Linked DNA regions of Homo sapiens: region 2 is linked to region 1. Evidence: chromatin loops called from intact Hi-C (ENCODE). Cell type or tissue: mammary epithelial cell. All regions are shown on one strand. Links, peaks and the distances in the headings refer to the core of each region. The heading gives the core; the rest is flanking DNA.

Region 1 (5,374 bases), core at 93-5,092:
ATCATCTAACACAAAGCCTATTATATAATAATGTCGAATATTATGTAATTGAATACTGTACAGAAAGTAAAAAAACAGAATGGTTGTATGGGTACTCAAAGTATGGTTTCTACTGAATGTGTATTGCTTTCACACCATCATAAAGTTGAAAAATTGTAAGCTGAACCATCATAGGTCAGGGACCATCTGTATTTGAATGAGTGAGGTGGGGGCCTGAATCCACCCTCCTCCTCCTCTCACCACCCCATCCTCAGGATACACATAGACCAGTGAAGTCTGTCTTGGCCTTGTGAAACCCTTACCATCTGAATGGCCTAATGAAGTAGAACTTGTGACTGATAGGAAGACTTTGGAGAGGTTTGGAATGTTCTTTGACTTACCAGGAATCTAGTAGACCCAGGATTATCCAAATGTCACCAAACAGTGAGTTCAGTGCCCAGAGGGGAGGCCCATTATTAACCCTTCCTTGAGGTAGACACACCCAGTGTAGATGAGGGTGATGCTGGGTGGTCCCTGCCCAAGGCTTAGTCTGACCCTACTCAGGAAGGGGATATAATAGGAATAGCATTATGAGAGGTTCTTTCTGTTCTGTACCCCTTATGTGTTATAAGATAATGGAGGAAAATCTCAGTTGCCAAACCTGTGTCGGCCACATTAAAGCAACAGTTACTATATCAGTCATGGTAAATGAATGGTGGTCCAGGTATAAACATTGTTTTACCCCTTGATATTTTTATATGAAGCATTTGGCTTGAACCTTATGTTTGAAACATCAAACATAGTGTATTGTCATATTGAATATGAATACTACCAGTGTTTTAATAATAACTGACATTATATTTGTGGCACCACAGGTGTATCATTTTAAATTCTCTATATATAGCATTTAAAGTGTATAGTGACTAAAGTAATTACTGTTGCTTCATGTGGTGAATATGGGATGTGCCAGTTTAGCAGATGTGGTTACTCAACTCACATAAAAAGGTCACCTTAATCTGTCAGAAATCGTGGAAGTCACATCTCAAGTAGGATTGAAACATGCATAATATGGTCCATGAAGAGGGCACTCTTTTCTTCCCTGCTCCCCTCTCCTCACACCACCTCCTGCTTCTTTTCACAAGCTCTGCATTGTTCTGCATAGCAACGTTCCATCCACAAAAAGCTCCAGTGTGTAGGGGGTCTGAATCCTGTCTGATCCCTTCCCTAGCCCCATAGCTCAGACATGAGATGTGGTCCAGGGAGCAGCCTAGACAAGTGCCAATGGGACATGTAAAGATTCCCCTTTCTTTTCTTTCTTTAAGTGTTTTTTGGAGACAGGGTCTCACTTTGTTGCCTGGGCTGGAGTGCGGTGGTGCAGTCACGGCTCACAGTAGCCTGGACCTCCCGGGCTCGAGCCATCCTCCCACCTCAGCTTCCCAAGCAGTTGGGACAATAAGTGCGTGCCACCACACCCAGCTAATTTTTGTATTTTTTGTAGAGATAGGATTGTACCGTGTTGCTCAGGCTGGTCTCAAACCCCTGGCCTCATGAGATCCTCCCACCTCGGCCTCCGAAAGTGCCGGGATTACAGGCATGAGCCACTGTGCCCGGCCAAAGATTCCCCCTGTCTTTTTGACACTCTTCAGCTGTGCCCTCCCAGGGAAGACATTAGCTCACTCTGCAGCCACTTGTGCCATTCTCGTGCCCTCCTTGCACAAGGCCTTGTCGTAACTGCTTCACTCTCCTGGTCTGCCAGTGCAGGTATCAGTGATCCAAGAAGATACAGGAAGAGGCTTGTGTGGGAGTCGCCTGGAGCCCTCCATGGTATGTTGGCTCTACAAGAGCTAGGCATGTGGTGCCAGGGCGTGGGAGCAGCAAGGCCACCCCGCTCAGGCCTCTGCCCTGGAGGAAGGGTGGTGTAACTGCCCCTGGACGACAGCCTGGATGTGGCGAGGGGAGACGGTCCACACCCTGCTCTCAAGCATGGAGGTCGAATGTTTCTAGGTCAGCAGCTCAGGACAGCAGGCAGGTCAGGCCTGGTAGAGGAAGTGCATGTGAGGAGTCAGTGGGAAGTGAGTAAGAGATGGTGGTGGTAAACTAGGAGGTGCTCCTACAAACAGAATTGGATTTTCCCTTTTAAAACAAGGATGGCCGTAGCTGAGCCCTCCTCTCTCTCTCTGTGTGTGTGTGTGTGTGTGTGTGTGTGTGTGTGTGTGTGTGTCCGTGTCCTCTTCTGTTCTCCGCCCCTACTGAAGGAAGGAGATAGCTCTGGCTTCCAAAAGTAGCCTTGCAGCTGTAGGAGGACTGACTCTGCCTAGCCTTTACATTTCCCATGTAAAATTTAACAGTGCTTTCACAGAGCTTCTCTAAAGATCAAAGGGTACCCAACTGAATGGGAATCTGTGGTCTGGGGATTTTTTTTTTTTTTTTTTTTTTGTCTGTAGCTTCCCTTCCTCCCTCCCTGCAACACTAAGTAGACGAAATATTGGGCCAAAGGGCCAAGGAATCCTGTTAAGGGAGGAATCTCGCGGTCTCATTTCCAGCCAGGCACTTTTCTGTTCTTGTAACTTTCCAGTCGTAATTTGGGGATTACTGTTGATAACTCTGACACCTGGTGGTCATTTCAAAAACTGCACTCTGGAAGAATTAAACGTTCACTTTTATCATTTTTAGTTGTTTTTCCACCTCCAATGTCAGTGTCAATAATATGCATTTTATAAATTAGTGATTATTGTTAGTTGAATGATCTATAAGTAAAATCCTTGCACATGCATTCAACAGAATACACTAGGATAGAAAATTTCTGAAAGGTATACCAGAAGCTATACATGGTGGTCCCTAGAGAGTGCAGCTAGGTGTGGGGAGGAAGCAGACTTATTTTACTTTATGCCAGTTAGTGCCCTTTGAAATGGTCTTAAACAGAAATAGTGTATTACTGTAATAATTATAGTGAAGTACTGCACTTGGGCAGGATATTCCCTTCCAGGGCTCCTACCCTCTCCTGATTTTGCATCCAGGGACGTCCTCTGTGCTTTTGAATGTATTAAGGAGTGACGTACGGCTGGATTCACTCTGATCTCATTCACTGACAGTGGTGGGAGAGCCCAGAGCTGAGTAGAAACTGGTTCTGGGGCATCGTGTGGCTAGGGTGCCAAAGCCGAGAAAGGTCCCGTAGTCCCTGTGTGGTCAGCAGGGAAGGCAGCAGTGCTCTGTCAGTATTGATTCTTCAGGGGCAGGCTGCCCACTTACCAAAGTTATGCTTAGCAGAGGGGCTCTGGCTCACTCCCCGTCCCTCATCCTACCAGGTGTGAGGCTGCCAGGAGCCGATCGCACAAGGCTTGGCAAGGCAGATGCTCCCCAGCTCCTGACATCAGAGAGAAGGGCTGGGATTGTGGCCTGCGGTTGGTGGGCAGGAGAGCCTGGTCTGATGACAGCAACCACCCTTTGACTACCTTCTCTGTGGCTGTTACTGTCTGATTCCAACCTTCCACTGTTGAACAGACCTCCTACCACTTTCCTACTACTCCCCCTAATGATAACATACTGAACTCACTTTTATGAATTTGTTGAGACCTTACCACTTTTCAAGTGTGTGTTCAGGAACAGCAAACTTTTGTCTTGCTTGGATCCACCCACATACCCAAATCACCATGGGTATCAGACACACTGGGTAGCTGAGTGCTCAGAGGAAGATGCGAGGTATTCAGGGAAAGTGTCAGTGGGGTCTCCCAGTGCCTGTTTGGTCCACAGTTAGGAGAGGCCCTGCTTGCACTTCTAATACAGTCCCGGAAAGACGGGGCCAGAACTTAGGAGGGGAGCGCTTTGCAGCAACTTTTCAAGAAAAGGGGAAAATTTAAGCACCATACTGTTATGTGGTCCTTGTACCCAGAGGCCCTGTTCAGCTCCAGTGATCAGCTCTCTTAGGGCACACCCTCCAAGGTGCCTAAATGCCATCCCAGGATTGGTTCCAGTGTCTATTATCTGTTTGACTCCAAATGGCCAAACACCTGACTTCCTCTCTGGTAGCCTGGCTTTTATCTTCTAGGACATCCAGGGCCCCTCTCTTTGCCTTCCCCTCTTTCTTCCTTCTACTGCTTAGATCAAGTCTTCAGCAGACATCATGTGACCTTGAGGATGGATGTCACATGCTGGAGGAAACAGAAGGCCGAAACCCTGATGACTTCACAGAGCTGCCAAAACAGTTCCTGACTGTTTATTCCGGGTCTTTAACAAAGTGATGAAAAGAAATCCTTGCAGTATGAAAACAACTTTTCTATTCCATGGAGCCAAACCTCATTATAACAGATAACGTGACCCTCAGCGATATCCCAAGTATTTTCCTGTTCTCATCTATACTATGGCAAAGGGGCAAATACCTCTCAGTAAAGAAAGAAATAACAACTTCTATCTTGGGCGAGGCATTTCTTCTGTTAGAACTTTGTACACGGAATAAAATAGATCTGTTTGTGCTTATCTTTCTCCTTAGAATTATTGAATTTGAAGTCTTTCCCAGGGTGGGGGTGGAGTGAAGCTGGGGTTTCATAAGCACATAGATAGTAGTGTCTCTTAGCTTCCGTTTAAATATGGGGGTAGCGATGTGGAGGGCCCAGAAGTATCAGAGAGGAGAGACAGGCTGCTCTGATTGCCTTTGTAAAATGCACATTTGAGCTTGTGCAAAGCCCTGGGCCTGAGCTCAGAAAAAGCAAGGCCAGGAATGAGGCTCTTGGTTCAGTTCCCCTGCACACCCTGGGCGGGGAGGGGTTGTTAGAGTCATGGAACCCCTATTTTTTTTTTTTTTTTGACCGGGTCTTGCTTGGTCACCCAGCCAGAGTGCAGAGGTATGTGCACAGCTCACTGCAGCCTCAACTTCCTGGGCTCAAGCGATCTTCCTGCCTCAGCCCCCAGAGTTGCTGGAGCTACAGCCCCATGCCACTACACCTGTCTAACTTTTGTACTTTTTGTAGAGACAGGGTTTTGTCATATCGCCCAGGCTGCTCTCGAACTCCTGAGCTTAAGACCAGGTTGCTCAAGTGATCCACCCACGTCGGCCTCCCAGGGTGCTAGGATTACAGGCATGATCTACCCCTCCTGGTTTATCTTTCTTAAGCTTGGAGTCATCTTTTTAAAACAGCCACAATGAGGTATAATTGATATACAATACACTGCTTATATTTAAAGTGGATAATTTGATAAGTTTTGCCATATGTTTACATCTGTGAAACTGTCACCACAATCAACAGGGGGATCATATCCATCACCCACAAAAGTTTTCTTAGGCCTCTTCCCCCTGAGAAAACCCTCTCTCTGGCAGCCACTGAACTGCTTTCTGTCCCTGCAGATTCGTTTGCATTTTCTTAAGTTTTATATAAATGGAATCATAGAGTACGTGCTCTTC
Region 2 (5,374 bases), core at 237-5,236, 290 kb before region 1:
GGATTACAGGCATGCGCCACCATACCTGGCTAATTTTGTATTTTTAGTAGAGATGAGGTTTCTCCATGTTGCTCAGGTTGGTCTCAAACTCCCGACCTCAGGTGATCCACCCACCTCAGCCTCCCAAAGTGCTGGGATTACAGGGGTGAGCCACCACGCCCAGCCTAATTTTTGTATTCTTAGTAGAGACGGGTTTTCACCATGTTGGCCAGGCTGGTTTCGAACTCTTGACCTTGTGATCCATCCGCTTTGGCCTCCCAAAGTGCTGGGATTATAGGCGTGAGCTACTGTGCCTGGCCAGACTGTTTTCTTAAAAACCAAAAGCCTGGGAAGAAAAACAAAATATCTTGCAAATGTATTCTCAATCCCAGTCAATCCCCTGCAAAACTCAGACTCTGGAAGAATGAAAGCTATGCGCTCTTTTCTCCACTCATTCATATTGTTGGCTTCACACAGATAGAAAAAGCTACTTCATCCTGCAGAACTGCTCTATCAGTTCATGGTGTTTTCCTGGATCCTGGACCCCTGCCTTCCCCACCATGAGTCACCTCTGGATCGAGTCCATCTTCTATTTGGGATTTGGAACCAGACAACCTTTGTCCCTTTTTAGCCTCTGCTGCACTCTAAGCTGTGTGATCTAAGACACGTCACTCACATTCTGGAAGTATTCGCTTCCTCATACATGAAATGGGGGAAATTTCTCTAACCATAAGCCTGCGGTTTTGATTTCAGTGCTCACTAGTTCAAGACTTTTCTTCTTGCCTATGCCCCTTCACCCTCTTCCTTTGTCAATTTCCTTTTTCATAAGCTGTGGCTGCTGGTGAGTAAAATAGTCATCTGAGTACAACTGCTTTTGCATGAGCTAGACTTGGAAGGGTGCAAATGGAAGCAGATTCATTTCTTCTCAGTAACTGCTCTTTTAGACTGTCCTGTTGCATTGTTCTGCCCTGATCCCAGAAGGAATCTCAGGCAGATCCCAGAGCCTTGTAGACTCTCCTGGTCACTAACAAATTAATCACCTTTATCCAGTTATTAAAAAATCCAGCCCGATCCGAAGAAAGACTTTATTGTCTCAATTGATTAAAGCTTCTTTCCTCTTTTTTTTCTCTTTTTTTGAGACGGAGTCTTGCTCTGTCGCACAGGCTGGAGTGCAGTGGTGCGATCTTGGCTCACTGCAGCCTCCACCTCCCGGGTTCAAGCGATTTTCCTGCCTCAGCCTCCCAAGTAGCTGGGATTACAGGTGCCTGCCACCAAGCCCAGCTAATTTTTGCATTTTTAGTAGAGACGGGGTTTCGCCATGTTGGACAGGCTGGTCTTGAACTGCTGACCTCAGGTGATCTGCCTGCCTTGGCCTCCCAAAATTCTGGGATTACAGGCATGAGCCACTGTGCCCTCCCGCTTCTTTCTTCTTTCTGTAAGTCAGGCCTGAGTTGGACTTCGGAGAAGCTTTGAGTTGGGCTTCTCCTTTTCAGTGGAGAAGGGCAGGAAGGAGGATGTCTTCCATTTATTCTCTTTGCTTTTCCTCCTCCCCCTCCTGCAAGACTCTCTGCTGTCTAACTCAGTGGGGAGGAGAGACAGAATAAAGAAAAAAAATCTGCATTACTGGTATGGTTGGAATCTGTCATGTGTGTCTCTTGGTTGAGGCAGAGATCACACTTTGGGGCTGTTTTCCCCAAGGCATTTTCCACTGTTGTTGTTGCTTTCTTTTTCTTTTTTTAAGAGATAAGGTCTTGCCCTATCACTCACTACAGTCTTGAACTCCTGAGCTCAAGTGATCCTCCTGCCTCAGCTTACTGAGTAGCTGGGACTACCATGCCTGGCTAATTATTTTTATTTTTGATAGATGCAGAGTCTTGCTACATTGCCCAGGCTGGCCTCAAACTCCTGGCCACAAGCGATCTTCCTGTCTTAGCCTCCCAAAGTGCTGGAATTACAGGCATAAGCCACTGCTGTCAGCCCTCCATTGGTTTTTAAATAATCTCCTCACGGGTTACCTTCACCATGAATTTTTCTTCCAAGTTACCATACAGCTGACTCATAGGAACCCCTCCTTAGCCCTAGGTATCTGGTGGTAAATGTTCTTTCAAAAAGAAGCATTAGGATGCATGACCTATGAGGCCATAGACAGCAACCAAATCTAGCCCTTGTCAAACGGTTACACATCTGGTCCACCTATACCTGATCAACCTGGCAGAAAAGCTACTATCAGCAGAGACCCTCTGTCCATACTCAGTGACCACGGACAGCTTCTGATTTCCCCTCACCTTTAGGCATGCTCAAGTCCAAGTCAGGTACCAGTCCCTGTGTCTCTCCAAACACAAAAGTCAAGTTGGAGGAATGGTTCTGAGAAACTCTTCACTTGGCTGTAATTAACAAAGCAACAGTTCCTTCTGCCACCAGAGGGTGTGCAGCAAGGATGGGCAGCACAACCTGCTACCAACTCTCTCTAAAGAAATTCTTTTCTCTTTTTTTTTTTTTTTTTTTGAGACGGAGTTTCACTCTTGATGCCCAGGCTGGAGTGCAATGGCGCAATCTTGGCTCACTGCAACCTCCGCCTCCCAAGTTCAAGTGAGTCTCTTGCCTCAGTCTCCTGAGTAGCCGGGACTATGGGTGCGCACCACTGCGCCTGGCAAATTTTTGTATTTTTTTTAAAGACAGGGTTTCACCATGTTGGTCAGGCTGGTCTCAAACTCCTGACCTCATGATCCGCCCTCCTCAGCCTCCCAAAGTGCTGGGATTACAGGCATGAGGCACCACACTCAGACCCCTTGCCCTCATTTTTGACAGATAGTTTTGCTAGACACAGATCCTTGGTTGATAAGTTTTTTCTTTCAGCACTTTGAATACGCCATCCCACTGCCTTCTGGCCTCCACTGTTTCTCATGAGGAGTCACCTGTTCATCATATCAGGGTCTCCTTTTCGGTGATGAGTCATTCTTCTCTTGCTGTTTCAAGATTTTCTCTTTGGCTTTCAGAATTTTATTATAATGCATGTGGGTGTGGATCTCTGTCTTGTGTTCATTCTACTGGGGTTCTTTTTTTTTTTTTTTTTTTTTTTTTGAGATGGAGTCACGCTCTGTCGCCCAGGCTGGAGTGCAGTGGCACAATCTCAGCTCACTGCAACCTCTGCCTCCCAGGTTCACGTCATTCTCCTGCCTCAGCCTCCTGAGTAGCTGGGACTACAGGCGCCCACCAACACACCTGGCTAATTTTTTATATTTTTAGTAGAGACGGGGTTTCACCGTGTTAGCCAGGATGGTCTTGATCTCCTGACCTCGTGATCCGCCCACCTCAGCCTCCCAAAGTGCTGGGATTACAGGCGTGAGCCACCGCACCCGGCCTCTACTTGGGTTCACTGCATCTCTTGGATGTGTAGATTAATGTTTCCATCAGATTTAGATCATTTTAGATATATTTTTCCTTTGTTTTTTTTTTTTTTGCCCTTTTCTCTCCTCTCCTCTGGTATTCCCATCAGCTGTATTTTGATGAGCTCAATGATGTCCCAAATTTCTCTGAGGCTCTGTTCATTTTTTATCATGGTAGATACACATAACAAAATTTACCATTTTAACCACTTTTACACGTACAATTCAGCAGCATTAAGTATATTCACAAAGTTGTTCAATCATCACCACTATCCATTCACAGAAATTTTTCATCATCCCAAACAGAAACTGTATACTCATTAAAGACTGGCTCCCCACTCCCCTTTTCCCCAACCCCTGTTAATCTCTATTATTCTTTCTGTCTCTAACTTTTATAGTTTGATCATAACAATCCCCTTTTCATCAGGTTTTCATGGAGCGTAGGAGGGGTAATTCTTTGACTTAAAAATATAATTTGAAGAAAATGACTGCTTAGGAGAGAGAGACAGAGAGAAAGAAAGTGAGAGAGAGAAAGAGAGAGAGAGAGAAAAGAGAGAGAAAGAAAAGAAAGAATAAGAAAGAAAGGAAGGAAGGAAAGAAAAAAAAGAAGGAAGGAAGGAAGAAAGGTGGGAAGGAGGACGGAAGGAAGGAAGGAGGGAAGGAAGAAGTAAGGAAGGAAGGAGGGAGGGAGGGAAGGAAGGAAGGAAAAGGAGGAATGAAGGAAGGAGGAAAGTAGAGAGGGAAGAAGGGAGGGAAAAAGAAAGCTATGAAAGCCATTGACCACAGGTCGGGATGGGAATGGGGATAATTCATCAATTTTTCTACGCTGACATAACTCCCGAGAGTTCTGACTATTCATTGGCTTTAACAGATTTGCCAAGAGGACAAATCTCAGCTTAATTAGCAAAGGATAAAATCATAAAATTAGTGGATTCCCTAATCTGGGCATGCCACATAGATGAATATGATTGCAAGGGCAGGTTTGGAAAAGGGAATGATGCCTGAATATACTGGAATTCCCAAATATTTTGGACCTCAAAGTTTGGGCTTTTAAGGAACTACCATTTAAATCTGCAGTTTGCTGTAAAGATGGTTAACAGAGTTCTGGGCCAGGCACGGTGGCTCATGCCTGTAATCCCAGCACTTTGGGAGGCTGAGGCGGGCGGATCACCCGAGGTCAGGAATTTGAGACAGCCTGGCCAACGTGGTGAAAACCCGTCTCTACTAAAAATACAAAAATTAGCCAGGCGTGGTGGCATGTGCCTGTAATCCCAGCTACTCGGGAGGCTGAGGCCAGAGAATTGCTTGAACCTGGGAGGCAGAGGTTGCAGTGAGCCACTGCTCTCCAGCCTGGCCAACAAGAGCAGAAACTCTGTATCAAAAAAAATAGTTCATTGTGCAGAATTTAACATATTTGTCAAATAATAGGCTGACCAGCCATGGAGAGAAGCTCCTATTATAGTCACAACCTATTCAAAAATATTAATGTGGGTGGGGTGCAGTGTCTCATGCCTGTAATCCTAGCACTTTGGGAGGCAGAGGTGGGTGGATCACTTGAGGCCAGGAGTTCAAGACCAGCCTGGCCAACATGGCGAAACCCCATCTCTACTAAAAATACAAAAATTAGCCGAGTGTGGTGGCACATGCCTGTAATCCCAGCTACTTGGGAGGCTGAGGCAGGAGAATCACTTGAACCAGGGAGGCAGAGGTTGCAGTGAGCCAAGATCACGCTACTGCACTCCAGCCTGGACGTAGAGTGAGATTCCGTCTCAAAAAAAAGAAAAAAATTATAGTGCATTTGAAGTGCATTCAAAAACTATGAGAACACGATTTTAGCTGTGAGCTTGTAAAAACAAAAACAAACAAAACTTATGAGAACACTTGTACCTCCCTAGCCTGAGGGGCATGATGTATAGCCTCTTTCAGGACTGTTGGTACATGTCCCTTTGAATATTCACTGTGGAGAATCTTTTTTAGCAAGCGTAGCTAAATTGTATCTGCTCCTCTAA

The links. A loop is a pair of places that touch in the nucleus more often than their neighbours do. Peaks named below come from ENCODE experiments on the same cell type or tissue, not always from the same donor. Only the 100,000 strongest peaks of a DNase experiment are listed, where the experiment ranks them.
Region 2: a loop joins it to region 1, with 8 times the contacts of the local background. A loop is called at or near these places in 4 of 110 quality-filtered maps.

The regions. Positions count from the first base shown.
Region 1 is chr1:224,455,119-224,460,492 of GRCh38, forward strand. It overlaps a transcript of CNIH3 not described here. Among named protein-coding and RNA genes, the nearest start is that of WDR26, 23 kb to the left of the region's middle. In mammary epithelial cell, for the core only: CTCF peaks have their summits at 1,885 and 2,593 (motif pointing left); DNase peaks (open chromatin) are centred at 2,083 and 2,513; H3K27ac peaks cover 1,742 bases.
Region 2 is chr1:224,168,460-224,173,833 of GRCh38, forward strand. No RefSeq gene overlaps it. Among named protein-coding and RNA genes, the nearest start is that of DEGS1, 12 kb to the right of the region's middle. RefSeq lists enhancers at 662-1,631, 1,632-2,601. In mammary epithelial cell, for the core only: a CTCF peak has its summit at 2,402 (motif pointing right); no DNase peak of the experiment used is centred there.